2 separate regions of the Homo sapiens genome follow, and region 2 is linked to region 1. Evidence: chromatin contacts called from ENCODE Hi-C or POLR2A ChIA-PET data. All regions are on one chromosome and are shown on one strand. The core of a region is the stretch at or near the end of the contact, and the rest is flanking DNA. Distances in the headings are between cores, read along the strand shown. Region 1 holds the start of PSAP (prosaposin). Region 2 overlaps ASCC1 (activating signal cointegrator 1 complex subunit 1).

Region 1 (6,019 bases), core at 1,251-3,750:
TGTGGTGGCTCACACCTGTAATCCCAGCACTTTGGGAGGCCAAGGCAGGCAGATCACTTCAGGTCAGAGTTTGAGACCAGCCTGGTCAACATGGTGAAATCCTGTCTCTACCAAAAAATACAAGAAAACTAGCCAGGTGTGGTGGCGTGCACCTGTTATCCCAGCTACTCTGGAGGCTGAGGCAGGAGAATTGCTTGAACCTGGGAGGTAGAAGTGGCAGTGAGCTGAGATCGCACCATTGCACTCCAGCCTGGGTGATAGAGTGAGCCTCCATCTCCAAACAAAAAACAAAACAAAACAAAACAAAACAAAACAAAAAAAACAAGTCCTGGTTCAGGCTCTGTTGTTAACCAGCCCTGAGATGTCAGTAGCTCTATAAGATGAGAGGGGATGATCTGAGGTCTCTGAGCGTCCTTTTGGCTTGGGGTCCTGTAACCTCTGCATGGAGCACTGGGATGCTTTGCTCCTCCATCTGCAAGGAGCTGAAGGATGGGGGATTTGTCCTAGAGCCCCAGCTCCCTTGCTTTTTTTGTTTGTTTTTTTTTTGAGACGGAGTTTCGCTGTTGTTGCCCAGGCTGGAGTGCAGTGGCACGATCTCGGCTCACTGCAAGCTCCGCCTCCCGGGTTCACGCCATTCTCCTGCCTCAGCCTCCCGAGTAGCTGGGACTACAGGCGCCCGCCACATCGTGCGGCTAATTTTTTGTATTTTTAGTAGAGACGGGGTTTCACCCTGTTAGCCAGGATGGTCTCGATCTCCTGACCTCGTGATCTGCCTGCCTCGGCCTCCCAAAGTGCTGGGATTACAGGCGTGAGCCACCGCGCCCGGCTAGCTCCCTTGCTTTTAACCAGTTGTTGTGTGGTCTGCCCCACGCTTCTGCCTGGCCTTGGGAAGCCCAAAGGTGGAGCAGCCACGAAGTCTCCATCTGGCCACTGAGGCCGACCTGTGAGGCGTCCAGTTGAGACCACATCTTGTCCCAACTCACTCAGCTGCCTCACATGGCCCACTGTGGTGCATGGGGCACACTTCCCCATCTGGCTCCCCAGAGGAAGTCAGAGCTGTGGTGGGGGCTGGGGGCACTTAGGGAGATTGCAGGGGAGCAGAACTGAAGGTTCTGAGGCCTTAGTCCCTGGGGTTGTTCTCCAGAGCGGATTGCAGATTGGAGGAAGTTGGAGGAACTGTAGGTTTGCCCTTCCTGGGTCAGGAAACCTGGCTTCGGGCCAGGTTCTATCTCTACCTGTTGTGTGACCTTGGATAAACGTCTTGCCCTCTCCTAGGCTCAATGTCCCTACAGGTAAATGACCTCTAAGTGCCTGCCCTAAGGGGCTAAGATTCCCCTCCTTTCCCTGCCTTGCGGTTGGCAGGTTCTTATCCTTCTGGAGAGGGTCATCATCATTCTCTGTTCAGGTCCTGGCAGGGGCAGCCACAGGCAGAGGGTCTTTGGGTCTTAATTTCTGAAGGCTTCCATGTCACATAAAACGTTGATTACATAAATTTGTTATGCTTTTCTCTTAAGCTGTCTCGTTACAGGAGTGTTGGTTGTGACTCTTATGATCTCTTATGATGGGTGAGGAATGGTATTACATCTTTAACGGTACCACAATGTGAGGCTTAAAAGTTTTTTGTTTTTTTTTTTTTGGTGATGGGAATCTCTCTCGCTCTGTGGTCCAGGCTGCAGTGCAGTAGTGCGATCTTGACTCACGGCAACCTCCACCTCCCGGGTTTAAGCAATTTTCCTGCCTCTGCCTCCTGAAATAGCTGGAACCACAGGCGAGCGCCACCACGCCTGACTAATTTTTGTATTTTTAGTAGAGACAGGGTTTCACCATATTGGCCAGGCTGGTCTTGAACTCCTGACCTCATGATCCGCCCGCCTCGGCCTCCCAAAGTGTTAGGATTACAGGAGTGAGCCAGCATGCCCAGCCCAGACTTGCCTTTGACCAGGTGCCACCACCTGCCCCCACGTGCCCCTGGCCAGGACTGAGCCCTGTACCCTGTTACACGACTACTTATTCTATGTGAAACCCCAAGCTATTCTATGTGAAACCCGCTACTACAATGGGCTAATTTTTTTGTATTTTTTTTTTTGTAGAGATGGGGTTTCACCACGTTGCCCAGGCTAGTCTTGAACCCTCCGCCCGCCTCGGCCTCCCAAGTGTTGGGATTACAGGCGTCAGCCACCGCGGCCGGCCAACAATGTGGAGATTTAAAAGGTATTTTACATATATAATCTCTGACCTATTCAATTAGTAGGGCTTTTCTTTTATGACCTTTCCCTTCCCTTTCTCCAAGTTCTTCCTCACTCCTCCCCATAGCCCTTCCTTTCGCCCCTCCCATTGCCCCCTCCTATTGGCCTCCCCTTCGCGCAGGCGCCCTCAGAGGCGCTGAGTCAGGGCGCTGTTGAGCTCGGGCAGGCCCGGATGGGGCGGGGTTAGCGCCTGCGCTCTGGACGGCTTTGGGGCAGGGCAGATTTATATCTGCGGGGGATCAGCTGACGCTCCGCATTGCAGACTGCGGAGTCAGACGGCGCTATGTACGCCCTCTTCCTCCTGGCCAGCCTCCTGGGCGCGGGTAAGCCCTGGGACCCTCATCCTGGGGAGGAGGTGCCTCGCAGCGTCCATCTGCCCCAGAATGGGCTGTGCCGGGCCTGGCCCCTCTGCTCCCCCTGCCCTAGTTGGCAAGGGGGCGCGCGCACTGCGCAGGCGCGTTCGCTGGCTTTCTCTGGCTTTCTCTGGGCGGCTGGGGGCTGCGGGGGGCGGGCTGCGAAAATGCCCCCGGGAGGACGGCCCAGGCCCTGGGCAGCATCTCCTTCGGGGCTCGAGTGGGTTCCTGCGCGGCTGGGGCCCCGAGGCCTTCCCTCAGGCTGCGCTTCCCACTGTGGGGGTGGGTGAGTCTTGTAGGGTGACCCCTTGGGCAGCTGTGTTGTGCCTGTGCTGGGCGCACGTGATCGAGGTGGGCTGGAGCCCCGTCCCGCAGGACACTTTGGCCGTTGGCTTCAGTTGCCTGTTTGTAAGGGTAGCGAAGCTGCAGGAAGCACATGTGTATCATCTATATTGACGTTTGCATATGTATTTACTCTGGATTCTAGGTGTTGACAAAACGAGTCAAACTCTGTAAAAATATTTTGAGATTTATTCTGAGGCAAATATGAGTGACCATGGCCCGTGACACAGCCCTCAGGAGGTCCTGAGAACATGTGCCTAAGGTGGTTGGGATACAGCTGGGTTTTACATATTTTCGGGAGGCACGAGACATCAATCAAATACATTTAAGAAATACGTTGGTTTGGTTCAGAAGGGCGAAACAACTCAAAGCGGCGGGGGGCTTCCAGGCCATAGGTAAATTTAAACATTTTCTAGTTGATAATTGGTTGAGTTTATCTGAAAACCTAGAATCAATAGAAAGAAAGTATTCAAGTTAAGATAAAGGATTGTGGAGACCAAGTTTTATTGTGCAGAGGAAGCTCTCAGGTAGCCGACTAAGAGAGCGAGCACGTTGTAAAATATTTCTATGGAAATGAAAGGGTGACTGGCTCTTAGTTGATTATCTCCTGGATCTGGAGAGGAAGGAAGGAAAACATAGGGGAAAGGGGATTCTCTATAGAATGTGGATTTTTCCCACAAGAGACTTTGCAGGGCAATTTCAAGGTATGGCAAGGAAATATATTTTGGGGTTAGATATTTTGATTTTTTTTTCCTTGTCTTATAAAATGTTATGCCAGAGTCAGATTGGAAAGTAAGTCACGATATATGGGGTCAAATAAAACCCATCTGATGAGAGTTTATGGTTTGTAGGGTATGATTCCTACACCCCTTAGATAGGAATTTGGGCAAGCTAAAAAAAATCGGAGCTTAATTCTCATAGGTATTGAAGGCGATATAGGGTTTTCTGGTCCAGTTATTTTGCCATGGGGTCCTCATTTCACTTGCTTTGAAATGTCTTGCATCTGGGTGCGGTGGCTTATGCCTGTAATCCCAGCACATTGGGACACCGAGGTGGGAGGATCGCTTGAGCCTAGGAGTTGGAGACCAGCCTGGGCAACATAGCAAGACCCCACCTGTGAAAAAAAGAAAAAGAGAAAAGAAAGTCTTGCACGCTATTGGCCGTTTTTTTTTTGTTTGTTTGTTTTGTTTGTTTGTTTGTTTTTTGAGACGGAGTTTCGCTGTTGTTGCCCAGGCCGGAGTGGTGCAATGGCGTAGTCTCGGCTAACTGCAACCTCCGCCTTCCGGGTTCAAGCCATTCTCCCGCCTCAGCCTCCCAAAGTTCTGGGATTACAGGCGTGAGACACCGCACCCAGCCCCCACCACAATGTCTGTTTTTTAGTAACTATATGTAGTTTAAGGGCTGGCTGCCATTTTTAACCTAGCTACCCAAATTTTAATAAAAAGTAACAAAGTGGATGACAGGGTTGATGCAAAACCGAAGAAATGAGTTAGCTTTCAGCAGCTCTCAAGAATGTATCTTGACCCTATACGAAGCTCTTAAATTTGTTTTACTTGTACACAATGAAAGATGATCTGCTTATAAAAAAATCATTTTGATTTTATACTCAAGCTTATACTGCAGTTATTCCATGGTCTGTATAATAAACTAATGCTGGTCTCTAAATTTTTTATACTGATTCAGGGCAATTTTTTTTCTTTCTTTTTACATTATCCATTGTTCTTGTTGACGTTGAGTCACTCCTCACAAGACCCTTAAGAGTTCTGATTCATTCACATCACCCAAAAGGGACTCAATCGTGTCTCGGGAAATATAAAATCCACCTCTGGTATATATGGGCTTATGGTTAACCACAATATTTAGTTAACCAAGGGACCCTCTTCCGTGAACACTCGGGTAAATGGGAGGTATTGTAATGGCCTTGGTTTAACTTTGCTGTCCTACCTTTAGGATTAGGCCAAAGTCAGTGCTGATAACAGTGTTTGAATGCTCCCTGGCCTTCACAGCTCTGGCCCCTTTGTGATATTGTGAAAATGTTACTCCTAAAATTTCTAGACATGATAATGAGTTTTGTTAGTGAAAGTGCCTGGTGACTGCAGCCATTGTCTGCTGCCCGAGAGGCACTTAGAACTTTCTTCGTGACACTGTCGTAGTACAGAATGCCACCCTGAATCGGGATGGGCTTTGTATTTTGTGTTTCAGTGATGTCCTGGTGGTAGAGACACTTGCTTTTGAGTTACTTTTCTGCCCATCCAGCTGCCCCTCCTTTTTCCCCACCTAAAAGCGAAAGCAAAGCCATGGCACCATGAGAGAATTGGAGAGCATGTAATCTGACCCCTTTGTAAGGAATGAAGACCTGGAGGTGCCCAGAGGTGACTCTCCCAAATCATAGACCATTTACTGGGGATGCCAGGACCAGAACCCAAGACTCCACAGTGCTCGCTTTTTCCATATCCCTCTGTCCACATGGACCTCTTAACTTTTAAAAACTTAGTGTAAGTTACATACGTGGACGATTAAGTAGACAACTTGATGAATTACCACAAAGTGAGCAGCCCCCGAGGTTGGGGAGCAGTGCAGTAGCATCCAGAGGCCCCTGTTCACCCATTCACTGCCCTGTCCCACTTGCCCCGAAGGAAACATTGTTAACCTTTGAACACCATAGATGTGAAGGCTGCAGTTTCGATCTTTTACAAATGGGATCATGGAGGGTATTGCTGTTAGGTGAGTCCTCTGGTGGAAAAAGGAGCGTGTTCATCAGCTAGGTGTAAGGCATGAGGGATGGTGCCTGGGATGTGGCAGGTGCTCCCTGAAGCTTAGATGCCCTGATAGCTGTCAGCTGTGTGGTGGCTAGCCTGCTGAATGTTGTCTACACCACGCTAAGACAGTTATGTTTTCTGGGGATGCTAGAAGGTGTTATATATATTCTTTCAATAACATGTGAATTTATAGCCTGGCCTGCTGAATATCAGTAGGAACTTCAGGTCTTGGCCTGTCAGGGATTTTGGATAAATCTCCTGTTTATTAATAGTAAATCAGTTTTATTCTGTGAAAATAAGAGTATAATTCCTGAAGAAA
Region 2 (6,019 bases), core at 2,354-4,853, 260 kb before region 1:
AGAAAAGTGTGTGTTAGAGTCTATAAAGTTACAGTGGTGCTACTCAAGGCATGTTTCCTTTGGTTCTGACAGAGGATGCAGTATTTCATGTCTTCCCGTCTAATGAGGTAACTTAGTTGAAAATAACTTAGTTGATAACATGTGGCAGCCTCTCTCCCCTCTTCCAGGGAGCCAATCCAAGGCCAGCCATTATTTGGATAGCTGTTATTTATATGCATGTGTACTCTTTGCATTGTCTGATGTTGCCTAGAGACATCTGATTTGCTTTTTTTGAGACGGAGTCTCGCTGTATCACCCAGACTGGAGTGCAATGGCGTGATCTCAGCTCACTGCAACCTCCGCCTCCCGGGTTCAAGCGATTCTCCTGCCTCAGCCTCCTGAGTAGCTGGGATTACAGGCACGTGCCACCACGCCCAGCTGATTTTTGTATTTTTAGTAGAGACGGGGTTTCACCATGTTGGTTAGGCTGGTCTCGAACTCCTGACCTCATGATCCACCCACCTCGGCCTCCCAAAGTGCTAGGATTACAGGCATGGGCCACTGCGCCCGGCCTGATTTGCTCTTTAACTTCTGGATGCTGCCTTGTTGGTGGAGAAGTTGGAGTGGAGATGGCCTGAGGCTGGTGACTGGTTTCCTCCATGCTGCTCCTGAATCTGTTGCCTTGGCACAATAGTCAGCCACTTTGTGCCCAGCCTCCCAAAAGCCGGGGGCCAGGAAGAAATGTCCCTGTTGCTGTCCCCTGTGTACTCCCCTCTAAGGATTCATTTCTGCTGACTTGCTCTTCCTTTCTACTGTGTAATACGGAGACCAAACATTTATCTTCTGTTGCATTTGTTTGAGGGACCATTATGAATAATACCTGAGGGAAGATGACCACACCAGAAATAAGAGCATTAAGAAGAGGTATTTTTCTAAGGGAGAGAATTTATCTGCAGAAACATCATCTAGATTAGTTCTGAAAGGGCACCTGCCCTTAGGGTTGCTAGTCACAGGCTTGAAGAGTCTCTGCTAGCCATCAGCCCCAGGGGCAGTTTTGTCAGGTAAAGCAGTAATACCCATGCCCTGTGGCAAGGCTTCTTTGGGAAGAAATAATGCAGCAAATTGAACTTTCACCTCTCATCTCTGAGGCTAATTCTGTGACGTAATGTGGAAACGGGCGGAGTGTGCCTAGCCTGTGCCGAGATTAGGCGGAGATTAGGTGTGGGTTCTCCAGCCGGGTCAGCGTAGCCTCTTTTCTCCTCTACCTCCTACCCCTACTCATATTATTTTCTTACTATTTTTCAAAATTGAAAGACTGCAGAGAGGGGAAATCCCTTGGCATTTTGAATTTTGAGGTGCTCAGCAGAACTGCCTGGCATCCTGTTTGTATATAGCGGTTTTAATTCATCCTCTAATAGGTCATTTGGCCTTACCAGCAGTCTTAAACTTGATAATCCTTACATCAGCAGTGAGCCTCAGGCCAAATTCCCAAAGTGCATCCCTGAGTGATTATTTGAAGGAAGTTTTCAAGCCTTCCCTCCCTGGCTCTGTTTGTCTGCCTTCTGCCAGCACATCCTTAGGTCAGGCTAATGCTCATTTGAGCATTCCTCTTGCTCACTGCAGCAAGACAGGCAGGTGATTTGAGAGCAGGATGAGTGAGGGGAAGTTGCTGTTCCCATTCTGTGCAAGGAATGCCATCTCAGTCAGTGGAGAGGGGACTTGGGCTCTGGGGACACACAAGCCTTTTGGTACTATTTTAATGGAGACAAAAACAGGAGTGGCCTGCTGATGGGTTGAAAAATCACAGCTGTTCTACTGACTTAACAGCCTTTTTGCTGCTCTCCTAATAGAGGCCACGATGTTGATAAGAATTGCTCCTCCCACAGACTGCCCTTGACCTTTCTCCTTGGATCTGAGGTGCCCCAGGCCTTCTGGAAGGGCATTATGTCCTCTCTTTTATTGGCTATTATTAGCTACTATAATATTATTGGCTCTCACACCACTGATCACTGCAGTCTGATGTTTCAGATTAAAAGTGGCATCTTGGGCAGAGTTAAGCTGTGTTTGGAGATGACTCTAGGATAGTCACTACCTGCCACCCTCATTGTCTTTTATTCTGAAGTAGATGTTCCTATTTTGGTCTTTAAAAATATTACAGCCCTATGAGACCAGATAATGACTGTAGAGCCTGTAAGCTGTCAGAGTACCTGATAAACCTTCTTCCTTTTTTCTTTTAAGGATACTCTGCATTTTGGTTCCTGCAGTGATGCATTAGAGATTATAGTCAGTGAGTGACAATAATAATCAGAGCTCAAAATTTCATCTTATAATTTATCTTTAACTGCAGAACATCTTTGTAAAGGATCATCCCTGTTTAAAGATGGAGAAATTGGGGGAGGGAGTGGGTCTGTAGTCATTGATAATGTCGACCAGCAATAATGGAAAGGATCAGAACTCAGTTTTTAAAAGTTTATTCAAGTGAAAAGCTGGGAATGGCCATTTGGGAAACAGGGACTTCACAGAAATGAGGTCAGTGCTTAAAGTTAAAAGTTAAGGTCCTGCTTATATAGGCAGAAAACAAATTTAGTAGGATTATAACATTTTCTATACAAGGTTGGTTTATGAGCTATAATTTAGTTAATTACAGTTTGTTTTCTTTTCTGTACAGCTTGTTTTCACTTCCTTTCCAACTTAGGAGTGTAGGACCTGGCATGGTGGCTCACGCCTGTAATCTCAGCAGTTTGGGAGGTGGAGGTAGGAGGATCACTTGAGCCCAGGAGTTTGAGACCAGCCTGGGCAACATGGAAAAACCCTGTCTCTATAAAAAATGCAAAAATTAGCCAGGCATGGTGGCATGCACCTGTAGTCTCAGCTACTCAGGAGACTGAGGAGGGAGGATCTCTTGCGCCTGGGAGGTGGAGGCTGCAGTGAGCTGTGATCACGCCACTGCACTCCAGCCTGGCTGACAGAGTAAGACCTTGTTTCAAAAAAAAAAAAAAAAAAGAAAAAGAAAAAGAAAAAGAAAGTATTTAACATACCATCCTAGATGATGTGATAGTCTTTTAAGTCTTTGTATGAGAAATGTAAGAGGGAAGTTTAATCAAAATGAAGATCAACAGTTAAAAGGGAAGGGATCTTCTCTGGCACTGTTTATTCATTTACAACCATTTACAAAACAGTGTAGGTGAGGAAAAAGGCTAATCTATAATCAGAAAAACAACAGTTACAGCTGCCCAGGTTACAGATACAAGTTTAAGTGACTCACATAATCACATTCCCTTAAGCCTTACAATATGTTAAGATTCCAACAGCTTAGATTTTGAATTACTTATTTTCACAATAGGAAAGCATTAAAAACGTCTAGTCTGCCCAAGAAACTTTTTGTGCCCTTTCTTCAGTAGAAAAGAAATATCAATTTTTTTGTACCTAGGTGAAGGTATGTGTGTCTGTGTGTAGAGGAGCATGACTTACCTTAGGGTAAACAGACTCAATTACATTCTTCTGTGATGATGTTTAGAAAGAATCCACTTGGGCACAGCCCATGTGAGTATTTTTAAAGTAGATGGAAGGTTTTTTTTGACCCCGGATGTGGTGGATCTCCATTTCCTTCTTGCCTCTTCCTACCTCCCACATTTGGTCTCCTCAGAAGTAATCTCACAGGTGGCCCAGAAGACAAATGCACGGTATTTGGCAGAAACTCAGAATTTTTTTTTTTTAGGTTTGAGGAATTTTAATAAACATAACTTTGAAACAAAATTTATTTTTTTGGGGGGGGGGTAACTTATTTGTGAACTTAATTCTTTTTGATGACTTAACTCCCAATAAAGTGATCTTAATTCTGAGTGAGATTAGTAACATGACATACGAAGAACCTTGATTTTTTTTTTTTCAAAATCGATTATATTTTTAGTCTGGTATTTGTATCTTTCTGTTTGCTCCCTGAAGTCATACTAGTCCTGTACCTACATGCCTCTTTTATGAGGAATGCATCTGAAATATACCATTATTTGTTTTGATGTTTTGCAATTGGGATCTTCCAAGGGCTGTGATGATAGCTTTTCACATCATTTGCTCCTCATTCTTTGCTATCTGGTTGTATATGCACAGCCTAAGGATGGACCTGCTTCCCCACTTGGCATTCTTTGGTACATATTTGTTATTGGAATTGAGAGGCCCATACACACTGCCTTGTGGACGTGGCCTTCCACTGGCCTGTATCCTAGGCCTCATCCCAGGAACTCTTAAATTTCTCTGACAGTATTAGTGGTCCTAGCTTGTCCCTGTTTCTTATATAAATGGGGATAATAATGCTCAGCTCTGGTTTATATCATAGCAATTTTTTTGGAGTTAATGAGCTGGGCTTTGTAAGACACTTTTAGATCCTTAGATGAAAGGTGTTATTTAACCACAGCAAGGCTTCATACTGGGAGTGCCTTCCCAAAGAGCTCAAAGTACTTGTCAGCCTGTCTTCTGTTCATACCATCCCTCATAGGGAGGTAGGTGGTTAAGTGTTATTATTAAGTACAAAATAGTGTTACTACTTTTATCTATAAACGGGATAATTGTGAGAAATAGAAGTTGGTAAACAGGCTGTGGAAGAAAAACACTGGGAAAACCTCAAAGTAGCATGCATTTGCTATTCCTATTCACTCTGCTTTGAGTTTCAAAAGTCTGATTGCCATACATGAGAACAATAGCATCCTTTCTTAGAGAGAAATATGACCTAGAACATCCTTCTAAATACTTGAATTAATTGAACCCCCTGTACTTACTTTCAGTTGCATCAGATTATATTCTAAAGGTTGGTTTATCTCATGTGTGTCAAGAATGATTATAAATAGCGTAAGACTTGAATATTTTGAATTTTCATTTTTAACTTCAAAACTGAATTTCTTCTTATTCAAGTAGTATTGAGACAGCAAATAGTTCACCGAGGCCACCAGCACAAGAAGTAGATTTTCTTAAAAGAGGGATCTTGGAAGAGAGTAACCACAGCTTTGTCTAAGATTGAAGAAAAGAGCGAGCCTCATTTGGGAAAGCCAAGTGAGCAGGGATCCCCAGCAGATTGTCACTGTGCTGTTGCGGACTGGCCATTTATTCGGTTCTATAGCCCGAGGTCACAGATATAAGAAAAGGCCCCTCTCCACCCTCCTCCCCACCTCTGTTTGAGATTGCCAGTTTCATTTTGGCAGCCTTGTTGCATTTGGAGTTATTTCTGGTCTTTGATGGCTGTGTCACAGGGCAATGGGGAAGGAGTAGAAGCTTTGAAACGAATGCAAGGAAAAATAACCACAGTGAGCCCTTAAATCTTGCTATTTGTTTTCTTTCAGTGTATACCACAACATTACCAGAAATCAATAATTCCCTTTGTGTTCTCCCTAGGAAAGAAACATGTACAAACTGAAAATGGTAGGCTTCACAGATCATGTGAGCAGGGGACAGCAGGATGGTTGGATTTTATCTTGCCATTGTTTGTCAGGGAAAACCTTGATTTTGACCAAAAACCTTTCATCAAAGGTCTACATTTCTCTCTTTACTTGGTGATAGGAAAAGTTTGTTTAATTTTCTAAAGATATTATTGATGCAGGATTTTTCTTGACCTCTTCGTCAGACTTGTGACGGGGGTGCCCCATTTATTTGGCTCTCTGTGCTCAACCCCTTGTGGGAGGGAGCACGTGAGCAAGTGAGTATGGGATCTGGCTGGCCATTTTGGGTGCTGGCAGAAGCAGGCTCTGTGTGGGCCCCGTGGCAGTGTCTAGGTGAGGGTGCCAGCGATCCCCAAAGCCCCAGAGGGCATGTTAGAATGTTCTCTTTGTCCCGCTGTCTGTGGACAGCAGCGTGTGATCAGCTCAGTGGTACCCTTGCCTCGTCATGTGGGGTGGCTGCCCTCTGCCACTGAGGGCAAAGGGCCAGTGTGACAGCCTTTTCTGGGTACCCGCACCCAATGGGTCCTGAACTCTTGTCTGGCATCCAAGAAGAATGAGGTTGCCCAGACACTTGAAGGATGTTGAAGGCAGAGAATTTTATTAAGTGATGGAAA

The links. Hi-C counts contacts between places; a loop is a spot of excess contacts on that map. ChIA-PET counts read pairs that join two places held with the same protein, here RNA polymerase II (POLR2A). Pooled maps may share reads with other maps.
Region 2: a loop to region 1 is called in a pooled map, with 5 times the contacts of the local background. The contact joins the enhancer-like site here to the promoter of PSAP in region 1. A Hi-C loop is called at or near these places in 5 of 50 pooled maps. POLR2A ChIA-PET finds 5 or more read pairs at or near these places in 3 of 52 experiments (GM10248, OCI-LY7 and activated T-cell).

Annotation. Positions count from the first base shown.
Region 1 is chr10:71,847,732-71,853,750 of GRCh38, reverse strand. PSAP (prosaposin) reads left to right here and starts at 2,500. Exons shown (of 14, transcript NM_002778.4): 1 at 2,500-2,569. The coding sequence starts at 2,530. RefSeq lists enhancers at 2,289-2,819, 2,820-3,350, 3,742-4,241.
Region 2 is chr10:72,105,040-72,111,058 of GRCh38, reverse strand. All of the region lies in intron 9 of ASCC1 (activating signal cointegrator 1 complex subunit 1), which reads left to right. Among named protein-coding and RNA genes, the nearest start is that of SPOCK2, 19 kb to the right of the region's middle. Within about 2 kb of position 3,603, at least 6 of the 41 ENCODE cell types and tissues checked have a DNase peak (open chromatin) inside an H3K27ac peak, as active enhancers do.